Regions from separate parts of the Mus musculus genome. Here regions 1 and 3 are each linked to region 2. The links are chromatin loops, found by intact Hi-C in ENCODE. Cell type or tissue: heart. All regions are shown on one strand. Links, peaks and the distances in the headings refer to the core of each region. The heading gives the core; the rest is flanking DNA.

Evidence for each region. A loop is a pair of places that touch in the nucleus more often than their neighbours do. Peaks named below come from ENCODE experiments on the same cell type or tissue, not always from the same donor. Only the 100,000 strongest peaks of a DNase experiment are listed, where the experiment ranks them.
Region 1: a loop joins it to region 2, with 2.5 times the contacts of the local background. A loop is called at or near these places in 14 of 42 quality-filtered maps.
Region 3: a loop joins it to region 2, with 4 times the contacts of the local background. A loop is called at or near these places in 7 of 42 quality-filtered maps.

Annotation. Positions count from the first base shown.
Region 1 is chr7:118,242,418-118,246,528 of GRCm38, reverse strand. Smg1 (SMG1 homolog, phosphatidylinositol 3-kinase-related kinase (C. elegans)) reads left to right here and starts at 2,892. Exons shown (of 63, transcript NM_001031814.1): 1 at 2,892-3,324. The coding sequence starts at 3,239. It overlaps 4930583K01Rik (RIKEN cDNA 4930583K01 gene), which reads right to left and starts at 2,622. Exons shown (of 2, transcript NR_027879.1): 1 at 2,564-2,622; 2 at 978-1,801. In heart, for the core only: no CTCF peak of the experiment used is centred there; a DNase peak (open chromatin) is centred at 2,698; H3K4me3 peaks cover 2,279 bases; H3K27ac peaks cover 2,413 bases.
Region 2 is chr7:118,295,408-118,299,881 of GRCm38, reverse strand. No RefSeq gene overlaps it. Among named protein-coding and RNA genes, the nearest start is that of Gm23229, 18 kb to the right of the region's middle. In heart, for the core only: a CTCF peak has its summit at 2,049 (motif pointing right); a DNase peak (open chromatin) is centred at 2,041.
Region 3 is chr7:118,181,304-118,183,803 of GRCm38, reverse strand. It overlaps Smg1 (SMG1 homolog, phosphatidylinositol 3-kinase-related kinase (C. elegans)), which reads left to right. Exons shown (of 63, transcript NM_001031814.1): 23 at 1-65; 24 at 918-1,060; 25 at 1,229-1,430. It overlaps Gm40454 (a long non-coding RNA gene), which reads left to right and starts at 1,437. Exons shown (of 2, transcript XR_869898.1): 1 at 1,437-1,595; 2 at 1,802-2,500. In heart, for the core only: no CTCF peak of the experiment used is centred there; no DNase peak of the experiment used is centred there; H3K4me3 peaks cover 98 bases.

The DNA of each region.
Region 1 (4,111 bases), core at 1,612-4,111, 54 kb after region 2:
AGTCAGTTCTCATGATAGGTCCTGCCCTTAGTGCTTTCTCCCTAAGCTTCTTGAGGGCTGGGTGCTGATGGCTGTCCTAGTGTCAATTTCTTGGTTAGTAGGTACTCCATCAATTTTGCTGAATTTCGACTAAAAGACCAAACCATGATTAGATGACATATTAGAATGTACTAAGGACTGGGGCTGGAGAGATGGCTCAACAGTTCAGAATATGTACCCCATCTATATATTCTTATTATGTAGTCTGGCTGTCCTGGAACTCTCTGTATAGACTCACACTCACAGAGATTTCCCTGCCTCTGTCTCCGATTCCCCAGCTTAAAGGTGTACTTTACAATACAGGGCTCAAGAACATACACTGCTCTTACAGAGGACCTGAGTTTGGTTCCCAGCACCCACTGGCTGGCTCCAAACTGCCTATAACTCCGGTTCCAGGAGATCCAACGTTCTCTTTGGACTAATAGTACCCTATTAGTATTTGCTACTCCCCACTCCTATAATTAAGAATAAAATACTTAAAAAATACTAGATTATGTGTTTATCATTGCTTCTATAATTAAACATATAAGTAACAAAACAAGAATACCTTCTAAAAATCCAGGCATGGGGCTGGAGAAATGGCTCAGCGGTGTTCTTACACCGGTTTCTCTTCCAGAGGTCCTGAGTTCAATTCCCAGAAACCACACGGTAGCTTAAAACCATCTGTAATGGGATCTGATTGATTCCCTCTTCTGGTATGTCTAATGACAGCCACAGTGTACTCATATAAATAAAATAAATAAATCTTTAAAAAAAAGGCAAAACCAGGCATAATGGCACATGCCTGTAAATCCAGCACCCAAGAGGCAGATGCAGGAGAGTTATGAGTTGGAGCCCAGCTGTGCTTTTTAACTTATGCACCTGGTGGGTCCCTTCCTTGTATCCTTTTTTCAGTGAGAAGTAAATTGGCATTTATGAAGATGCCCAGAGCAATTTCAGTATGGAAGCAATCTTATTGAAGTAACGATCATTATTTTACAGCACTGGCGATTGAACAGGAGGCCTCAAACATGGTAGGTGACCAAACTGCTGCAACACTGAACTACTTTCCAGCTCCATTATTGATTTTTTTTTTTTTACAGTAGGTTGGTGACCAGGCCTGGGTCTGGCCAATTCCTTGTGGGAATTTCTGTCTTGAGTCAAAGATCGTATTTTTCAGAAGACTTTCCCCCCACTTCTTCTGCAATGGTGGGCAATGTGGGTGGCAGAAAGAGAAAAAAAATCATTTGATTGTCTTTTGGAATAGCAGGATCCTCCTTCATTGACGGATTTGTGGGCATACTCAGGATCAGATGGTGGAAAAATGTAAGGGATATACTCATAGGGAGATATCGCCTGATAATTAAGTACTTTAGTGATAGTTTTATTTCTTGGGGGTTGGGTAGGCAGTGTCCCATGTAGGCCAGGTTTGCGGAAGGTGAGCCTGAACAACTTCCGGTTTCCATTTCTTGAATGCTAGGGTTACAGACACATCGTCATGCTGCATTTATGGGGTGCTGGGGATGGAACCCAGTGATTCGTGCTTGCTCCTGCTTTGAGCATTCTACTTTCTGAGCCATGTCCTTGGTAACAATTTTGAATTACTTAAGTGATGTATACATACTTCTCTTGTGAGGCAAAACGATGGATGGCCTAAAAACTTTATGTGGAAAAGGTTTAAATACTTGCTTGATGTGTATCTCGGCTATTTTTAAAGTTGAGCCTGCAGCTAGGGAGATAGCTCAGTCATTAAAGTGCTTGCCCCGCACACACGAGAAACCACCTGAAAAAAAGCCAGAAATGGTGTCACCGTTTGTAAAGCCAGCGTTGAGGAAACAGAAGATTCGTGGGGCTCTCTGGCCAGCTAGTGAGAGAGAGACCTTGCCTCAAAATACATGGTAGCTGGAGGCTTATGAGCAACACTTGAGGTTGTTCTCTGTACTTCACATGTAAACACGCACACAAAGGAGTATATTGCGTTCACATAATGTGCCCAGTGCTTTATCGAATTCTTTCAGGAGAGTGTGGGTAACAGGCCTCTTACTACTAGAAGGAACCAGATTACAGAGCACAGTTCATGGGGCAGGAAGCAGGCGTTGTTTTTCACTTTTGGAAAATATGTACCAGGACTGCATGACATTTCAGGTAGGGGTTGAAAAGGTGTCGCTTTCACTTCCCCTTCCTCGATTTTACTATTCTGACTTTTTCCCTTAAGACGGTGGCAGGCAGGTGGACGCACGTGAGCGCCAAGGGCACATCTGTGTGCGCGCATTAGCGCTCAAGGGCACGCTCCCCCTCCTGTCCTCCATTGGACGCCTGTTCACACCTGACTGCCGGTCCTCCGAGTGTATGGGAGGGCGTGTGTGGACCCGGGGTGGAGATCCCCTCTCCCATGATGCCCCGCGACGAGTCCACATTGCTCTCTACCACCCGCAGACAGAGCTGCTGCTCAGGAGGCCCAGGGAGGTCCGCTCGGGTCCCTGCTCTCCAGTAGTTCTCGCCTTCTCCTCAAAGCCCCACCCCTTTTAGCTACGCGAACGCGGACCTCGCCTTGAAGTCTAGGCTCTCAGAACTCCAGTGCCTCTCGAGCAGGTCCCGCCTTTTGACTTTCGCCCCTCCCCTCTCCAGGTTCAGCAGCCACAGACCACGCCCCAACTAGTCCCGCCCTTCTTCTCCAGGCTTGGGGCGCGCCGGCACCGCCCCTCCTAGGTGACCCTACCCCTGTCATAAGCCCCGCCTCTAGTCCATATTCTGTGACCAATAGCCCCGCCTTTCACCCCGAGCCCCGCCCCTCTCCAGGCTCCTAGGGCGCCGGCACCGCCCCTCGCTCCCAGCATGCCGTGCGGCAGCGGCGGCGCGGCGGGCGGAGCCGGGAGGCGGGGAAGCCGTGGCCGTGTGAGCGTGAGGAGCCGCCGCCACCGCCTCCTCGCTGTCCTCGTCCTCCTGGGCCCCAGCGTCGCGGGCCGCGCGCTGCCCTGGAAGAGACGTCGCCTCGCCTGCCTCCGCCTCCCCCTCGCCGCGCCGCTCCCGCCTCCTGCTCCTGCGTTGCGGGCTCCAGCGGAACCCGGAACGGCCGTCCGCCTCCCCCGCCCTCCGCCGCCCCCTCCGCGGCTTCCTCCTCAGCCCCGGGCCAGATCGCAGTGTCGGCGGCGGCCGGTTCAGGCGGCGACTCGCGCTTCTTCGGGCGGCGGCGCTTGGCCATGTCGTGTCGGGGAAGGTAATGAGCCGCAGAGCCCCGGGGTCTCGGCTGAGCAGCGGCGGCGGCGGCACCAAGTACCCGCGGAGCTGGAATGACTGGCAACCCAGGTGGGTGACCGCGTCGAGCCTCGCCTGGAGCTGGCCGAGGCCTAGGCCCGCGGGACTGGGAGGCGCGGCCTAGGCCCGCGGTCCCTGGAGCCGGGCGCGGCTTCCTGGGTGTCCTCCGGGCCTGGTCCGGCAGGAAAGCTGCGGGCAGCGGAGGCCTCTGTGCCCGGCTGGCCGCCTCAGCCGGATGGCTGGAGCAGTGGCTCTGAGCTTGGGTGGAGGAGGACGTTCCACTGCCGTCTAACTCCAAGTTGAGATTTGAGGTCCAGGAACCCTCCCTGTTACCTATTAACTTCCTCGGCTCCGCGTCCAGTCCTCATGCCAAAGACCACCTTAACTCTGCGTCCTTCTGGACTCCCACGTGTTAATTAATGTATTTTAAAAGCTGAGAACTCTACCGAGGTCTTCCTCTGACTTTAGACAGGATGTTAGTCGACCAAAAGATGAGATTATGGGACTGTGAATGAAATCGACACAATCAGGCACTGGGGCATTTTAAGTTTTCCCCAACTGCAGAAATAGTTTTTCTGGAAACAGTAATTTCCCAGGGCGCTTTGGAGTGAATTTGTATTCTCAGGAGTAGAGAAATTTCGTTTTGCATGAAGGAATTGGAGTCTGGTTGGATTTAAAATATTAAGAGAAAAATACGAAAGAAAAACTATTTCTAGTCAGTTCTTTCTGATTATGGACTGGTTATACTTAATGTAGGTTCCCATTCTTTGCTGAGTAAAGGCTTCAAGTATTCAGAGACTACTTGAGCTTTAACAGTGCCTAGGACTTCCTAAATGTA
Region 2 (4,474 bases), core at 1,011-3,510:
TTCATGCAAGCTCAGAGCTGTAAACGCCTGGGCACTAAATAAATGAATGAATGAATGAATGAATAAATAAATAAATAAATAAATAAATGTGTTAACACTTTTAAATAAAATAAGTAACAAGTTGAAGGGGCAGGGGTACAGTATGGTGGCACCCGCTTAGAAACCCAGGGATCAGGAGGCGGCCAGGTCGGAGCTCAAGGTTATCCACAACTACGTAGTAAGTTTGAGGTCATCCTGGGCTACCTGAAACAGCTCAAATAGCAGCGCGCGCGCGTGCGCGCGTGTGTGTGTGTACATAACACAGTTGATTTAGATACCCCTTCTTCCTCCCTGAAGTGCCGCATGCTGAGGCAAACTTTTAACTCCAACTCGGAAGTGGTGGCTTACACCTGTAATCCTAGTGCTCTGGCTGAGGCAGGCAGGATCCCCTCCTTTTCTTCTTTATAAAATGCTTTCTTTTCATTTTATGTGCATTGGTATTCTGCCTGCACGTGTGTCTGTGTGAGGGTGTGAGATCTCCTGGAATTAGAAATACAGACGCTTGTGAACTGCCATGTGGGTGCTGAATTGAACCTGGGTCCCCTGAAGATCAGCCAGTGCCGGTGCTCTTAACCTCTGAACCACCTCTCCAGCCTCCCTTTCTTTTTCTTTTTCTTTTTCTTTTCTTTTTTTTAAATTACATTAGCCTTAGCTATCTGTTAGTTGCATTTGGGGGTAATTCACCTTTTCCTCTGCTGTGGTTGCCTGCGCACAGTGTGGCAGTCTCAAGCTTACCTCAGCCCTGTTTCTTGAAGTAGTTCTAAAATGGCAATTGTCCTTTTTTGTTTTTTAAGATTTATTTATTTATTTATTTATTTTATGTATGTGAGCACACTGTAGCTGTACAGATGGTTGTGAGCCTTCATGTGGTTGTTGGGAATTGAATTTTTAGGACCTCTGCTCACTCCAGTCAACTCTGCTCGCCCAAAGATTTATTATTATATGTAAGTACACTGTAGCTGTCTTCAGACACAGCAGAAGAGGGCGTCAGATCTCATCACGGGTGGTTGTGAGCCACCATGTGGTTGCTGCCCCCCTTTCTTGTTCTTTATCCAAGCAGCCAGCCTGGACACGGTTCCTTTTTTTCTTTCTGTCTTTTTGTTTTGTTTTGTTTTGTTTTGTTTTGTTTTGTTTTTCAAGACAGGGTGTCTCTGTATAGCCCTGGCTGTCCTGGAACTCACTCTGTAGACCAGGCTGGCCTCGAACACAGAAATCCACCTGCCTCTGCCTCCCAAGTGAATTTGGGATTAATGCTGGGATTAAAGGCGTGTGCCACCACTGCCCAGCTTTCTTTCTGGTTTTTTGTTTGTTTGTTTGTTTGTTTGTTTTCCTTCCTTTCATCCCTTTTTTCTTCCATCCTTTCTTTCTTTCCCTCCCTCCCTCTTTCTTTCTTCCTTTCTTTCTTTCTTTCTTTCTTTCTTTCTTTCTTTCTTTCTTGAGACAGGATCTGTCTTTATAGCCTAGACTTGTCTTGAACTCGTGGTCTTTCTTGAGACTGGGGATGTAGCTCAGGTTTTACAGTGCTTGCCTAGCACGCACAAAGCCCTTGTTTCCAACCGGGCCACCCTATGTGTGTGTGTGTGTGTGTGTGTGTGTGTGTACGTGCGCATCGGTCATTTCATCACTGAAGAGGTGAAGATCAGAAGATCGGAGATCAGAACTTCAAGGTCATCCCTCGGATATTTAGAAACTAATAGCTGGGAGATGGTGTCGAGCTCCTTTAATTGCAGCACTTGGGAAGGAGAGGCAGGCAAATCACTGTGAGTTTGAGGCCAGCCTGAAAGAAAGAAAGGAAGGAAGGAAGAAAGAAAGAAAGAAAGAAAGAAAGAAAGAAAGAAAGAAAGAAAGAAAGAAAGAAAGAAAGAAAGAAAGAAAGAAAGAAAGAAAGAAAGAAAAAGTGTGTGTGTTGTCGGGAGCTGGGGGCTTAGTTTGCAGATGGCTTCCTGCATAACTGAAGGCCGGTCTCTCTTGGAAGAGAGCTGTTGCCCGACCTTCCACATATGGCCACTAGAGGACGCGCCGTAGCAGCCGAAGTCGCGAAGGACTTGGATGCTCCCCAGGAAGCATCCTGGGAAAACAAAGCGGTCTTATTTTCAAAAGGCTGAAGAGGCCCCTACAGAGCGCCCACACTTCGTCTCCTCATAAGTAAACAAACTTAATTACAATTTAATTTATTCTGAGTTGTATCAACAATTAAAAAGAAATTACCCTCCCGCTCTATTTTCTTTCTCTTTATTTAAAATAGGTTCCTCCTAACTTGAGCGATTTAATGTGGGGAAACAATTGGATTTTAATGACCTTCTCCTCGGAGCTCTGCCTAGTAGGTGGGTCCTGCCTCTTCCACCTGGCTTTGGTTTACATCTCCCAACATCTTAATATGTCATTTTTGCCTGATGATAGTTAGCCGACTTCCACAGACACGGACAGAAACACGTCCCTCTCCAGCCTCCACAGTTCACTGGTTCAAGCACAAAAGCTACAAAACAGCCCATTTCTGCCCCACCCTTCCCCACTTCTTGTTTGCCTCTCTGCATCCCTGTGGTCCACCATCTGCAAGCCTTTTGGAAGTGACTGTTATGTAAGGAAGGGAATAGAAATAATTAACACTTGATTCAACCGTAGCCTGTGCTTTCTAAGCCACTTTGGGGGAGATGATGCACGAGGTAAACAAAAACCTACGCTGTTCACAATCACCAAAGAGTAGGGTCAGCTCAAATGTCTGCCGAAGACTGCAATGAATAAACAGTGGGAGGCCTGTCTGTGTGCGCGTGCGCATGTGCGTGTCTGTGACCCTGACAGCTCAGAGGTAGGCCCCAGGCACACCTATGAGAGCCTCTGGGAATTGTCTGTGGGAACTGTCCTAAGTTGGCTGATGAGGACACTTCTTGATTGTGATGGAGACCATTCCCTGAGTGGAGATCCTGGACTGTATAAAATAGAGCAAGCCAAGCGCAAGCGTGCGAGCACTAGATCCATGCCTTCTGCTTCTGACTGTGGCTATAAAGAACCAGCTGCTTCAGGCTCCTGACACCTTTCGTCCCCAAAATGATGGATCAGCCGTGGGCGGGAAACTTTTCTCCTTTCAGGTGTTTTTGTAGGAGTTATCAGAGCTACACAAAACAAAGCTAAGACAGGGGAATACTGTTTCACTGAAAAAAAAAGAATATAAAGTGGGGACTGGAGAGATGGCTCAAAGGTTAAGAGCACTGACTATTCTTCCAGAGGTCCTGAGTTCAATTCCCAGCAACCACATGGTAGCTCACAACCATCTAAAATAGGATCCAATGTCCTCTTCTGGTGTGTCTGAAGACAGCAATGGTGTACCCATACACTGTGTGTGTGTGTGTGTGTGTGTGTGTGTGTGTGTGTGTGTGTGTGTGTGTGTGTCTGATATATGCTGCAGAAGAAAAAAAAAAAAAACCAGCCATGAGAGGCTCACCTCATAGTCCTCATTCCGGTAAGATGTCCAGAAGAGGCACCCACAGAAACAAAAGGGACATTAATGGTTTCCTGGGCCTGAGCACAGGGGTAATGGAAAGGGACTGCTTCCTAGGGGGTTTCTTCAGTGTTGAAAATAACCATGGGATTTCAGGAACTGGGCGTCTTCAGCCCCACTGTGTTGTAGAGTTTCCACTTCAGGTATTGATGGCAAGGTCCAGTCCTCAATCTGCTGGGTGCACACTGGAGATAAACCAGTAGATAAAGAGGTGACATATCACGTGAGTCTGAGGTGATGTGGAGACACAAAGTTCTAGTTAGCATTGCCTGCAGAGACTCTGGTCCAGTTCACATGGCCCTGTAGGTCACCTGACTGTTAATTTAGGCTAGCCGCTAGATGGGAAGTTCCAAACGAGCCAGAGCTACATAGTGAAACCTGTCTGGGAGCCAGGGAGAGGCAAATGTTAACGACTGCTAGGCTTTGTCAGGCTAATCATGTGCTCTACCACAGAGCTATCTCCTTAACCCCAAGATCTGTGGCGCTTTGGCTGGGAATGTGGCTCAGTTGGTACCGTGCTTGCTTATGTGCACCAAGTCCTGGACTGCATCCTCCACACCACAGAAACTAGTCATGGTGGCACTCACTTCTAACCCAGCACTTAGGAGGTGGAGACAGGAGGGTCAGAAAGTTTAGGTCATCATAGGCTACACAGTAAATCCAAAGTCAGCCTGAGAGTCACAGATGCTGGGGCTAGCACAGGGTCTCACACTGGGTAAGTGCCACTGAGACACAGCAAACTGAAGGCCTTAGCAAGAGGTCTGTTGGTCATCCTCATGTCTGTCCTTTTCTATTTTATTTTTAAATATTATTTATGTCTTCGGGTGTTTCCCCTAGTACATCACGTGCATGCAGTACCCACGGGGGCCAGAAGAGGGCGATGGATCCCTTAGAATTTCGGTTACAGATGCTTGTGAGAGGCTCTGGGCCTGTTCACGA
Region 3 (2,500 bases), core at 1-2,500, 120 kb after region 2:
TCATCTTCAGCTGTTGGTAAAAACCTTCTCTGGATTAACTCAGTGGCCCAGCAGGCTGAAGGGAGGTAAGTTATAAAAAAAGAAATAAGTAATGGTGTTTTTATGTCCAAATTCTTTGTATTGTATAATATTGAAAATGGCTTTGTCCACTTTGAGTGTTGTACTATAATCACTTCAATAGGGGAGGCATCTTTCATTTGGTTTTTGATTCCAGCCATGTATGAATGTCTCATTTAAGAGGTTACGAGAAATCATACTGGAAAGCAAGGTCTTTCAGCTTCATAAATAGTTTTAACATGATTTTTTGATTGAAAACCAAAACTCTGGTGTGATATTGTGTGTTGCTGGAGTGTTTGCTCACAACGTTGTGGATTGATTACATGTGCAGATTGATTCAGTTTTGAGTGAAGAGCATACCTCAGGCATTTAAGTAGTTCTTAGAAATTTGGAGAGAGAAACAACCACTTAAATTTGGAAGAATAAATAACCTGGTGTCTGCAGGTTTTGGTGTGCCTATAAAGCTCCATTTGTTATGTGGGTAGTGTTTTCCTCCCCTACAGAAACAGCAGTATACCTATGGAGCTGCATAGCTTTTCTACACAACAATATTCTAAAACATCTAATGTGGTAAATATTCCACAATCTGATTTTTCTTAATTGATACTGCTATGTATCTGTGAATATATGATAATTTGACATACTTTATTTGTGGACGTCAAAGTTGTTATTGATCATTTCCAGTAGTTGTTCTATACTGTCTTGGTGTGAGACAGAGATCTAATTTCCTCCTCCAAATAACTGACTCATTGTCTTGCAATTCATTGAGTAATTCATTTTCTCGTCATTAATTCTTTTAGGATCGAGATACATTTGAGTAATTTTTTTTAAGAAATAAGGCTTCTATATTTGCATTTAAGGTTTGAAAAGGCCTCTGTGGAGTACCAGGAGCACCTGTGTGCCATGACAGGTGTTGATTGCTGCATCTCCAGCTTTGACAAGTCTGTTCTCACGTTGGCCAATGCTGGACGTAACAGTGCCAGCCCCAAACACTCTCTAAATGGTGAGCATTCAGTGTTTACATTTAAAATATGCCAAAGATACCGTTCATTTGTGCAGGTAAACTTCCAGGGGTCTGCCTTCTTTTCATGGTATATTAACAGTTCTCAATTTTGTCTTTTTTTTTTTTTTTTTTTTTATTTTAACAAAAACAAAAACAAAACCCTTTTAGGTGAATCCAGAAAAACTGTGCTATCCAAATCAATTGACTCTTCCCCTGAAGTTATCAGCTACTTAGGAAATAAGGCTTGTGAGTGCTACATCTCTATTGCTGACTGGGCTGCTGTGCAGGAGTGGCAGAACGCAGTCCATGACCTGAAGAAGAACTCCAGCAGCACCTCACTCAATCTGAAAGCCGATTTCAACTATATCAAGTAAGGGCTGCGTTTGCCAGTTACGGGTCTGTGTTGTCTGCCATGTCAATAAGTAGCCTTCCTCAGTAGTGAGAAATACCAAAATTGGTTATATTTATAACAGGAAGCTAACAGTCAAGGGAGAAATCTGCTTAGTGGGAAGATAGAATCATTATACATAAAAAGGTCGTGCTGGGCTGGTGAGATGGCTCAGTGGGTAAGAGCACCCGACTGCTCTTCCGAAGGTCCAAAGTTCAAATCCCAGCAACCACATGGTGGCTCACAATCATCCGCAACAAGATCTGACTCCCTCTTCTGGAGTGTCTGAAGACAGCTACAGTGTACTTACATATATTAATAAAATAAATCTTTAAAAAAAAAAAAAAAAAAAGGTCGTGCTTTAGAGAGGCTCACACAGGGAAGCTGTGTTTCTGAAGTACTGTTGAATAGTTGAAGACATTTAGTTTTAAGGATGAGAGTTTGTGAACATCTATATTATTTTTCTTCATTCCTCTTTAATTATCCTTCTCAAAATTGGGAATTTACTGCATTTTAGTCACATGGCTGGTAGGGCAAAGTTCATCAGAGTTGGCTTGCTGTCACCTTCCTAAAAACTGAGAACAGTCTTTGTGTAGCAGGACAAAACACTGTTTTTAGCTCTTCAAAATGGAGAGTGAAGAAACAGGAGAAAACACCTTGACAAAACATTAAGTAAACTTATCTTTTCTGTGTCTCAAGGAAAGCAGTTAGTCATAGACAGTTTAGGATAGCTGTGGTAGATTGGAGTTAGGGCAGAAGAAATCAAAATAGTAAGTTTTGTTTTGTTTTGTTTGGAAGAGGAGGGCAGCTGAAAGTCAAAAACTGTAGATTAGTGGGAACATGGGGATCCAGCCACCAGAAAACCCAGGGTCTTGTTTTGGTCACTAGACATGAACAGTTTATCAACATCCAGTACTTAACTCTGTCTCACTTGAGAAACAATTGGTTATACTGGTCTAGGTTGGAGCAGGAGTTGGGTAAGACAGCCGATGAACATTTCCATTGCTGTTTTTAGACCTAGTGATAAGAGGGACCAGTGAGAGAGGCAGATA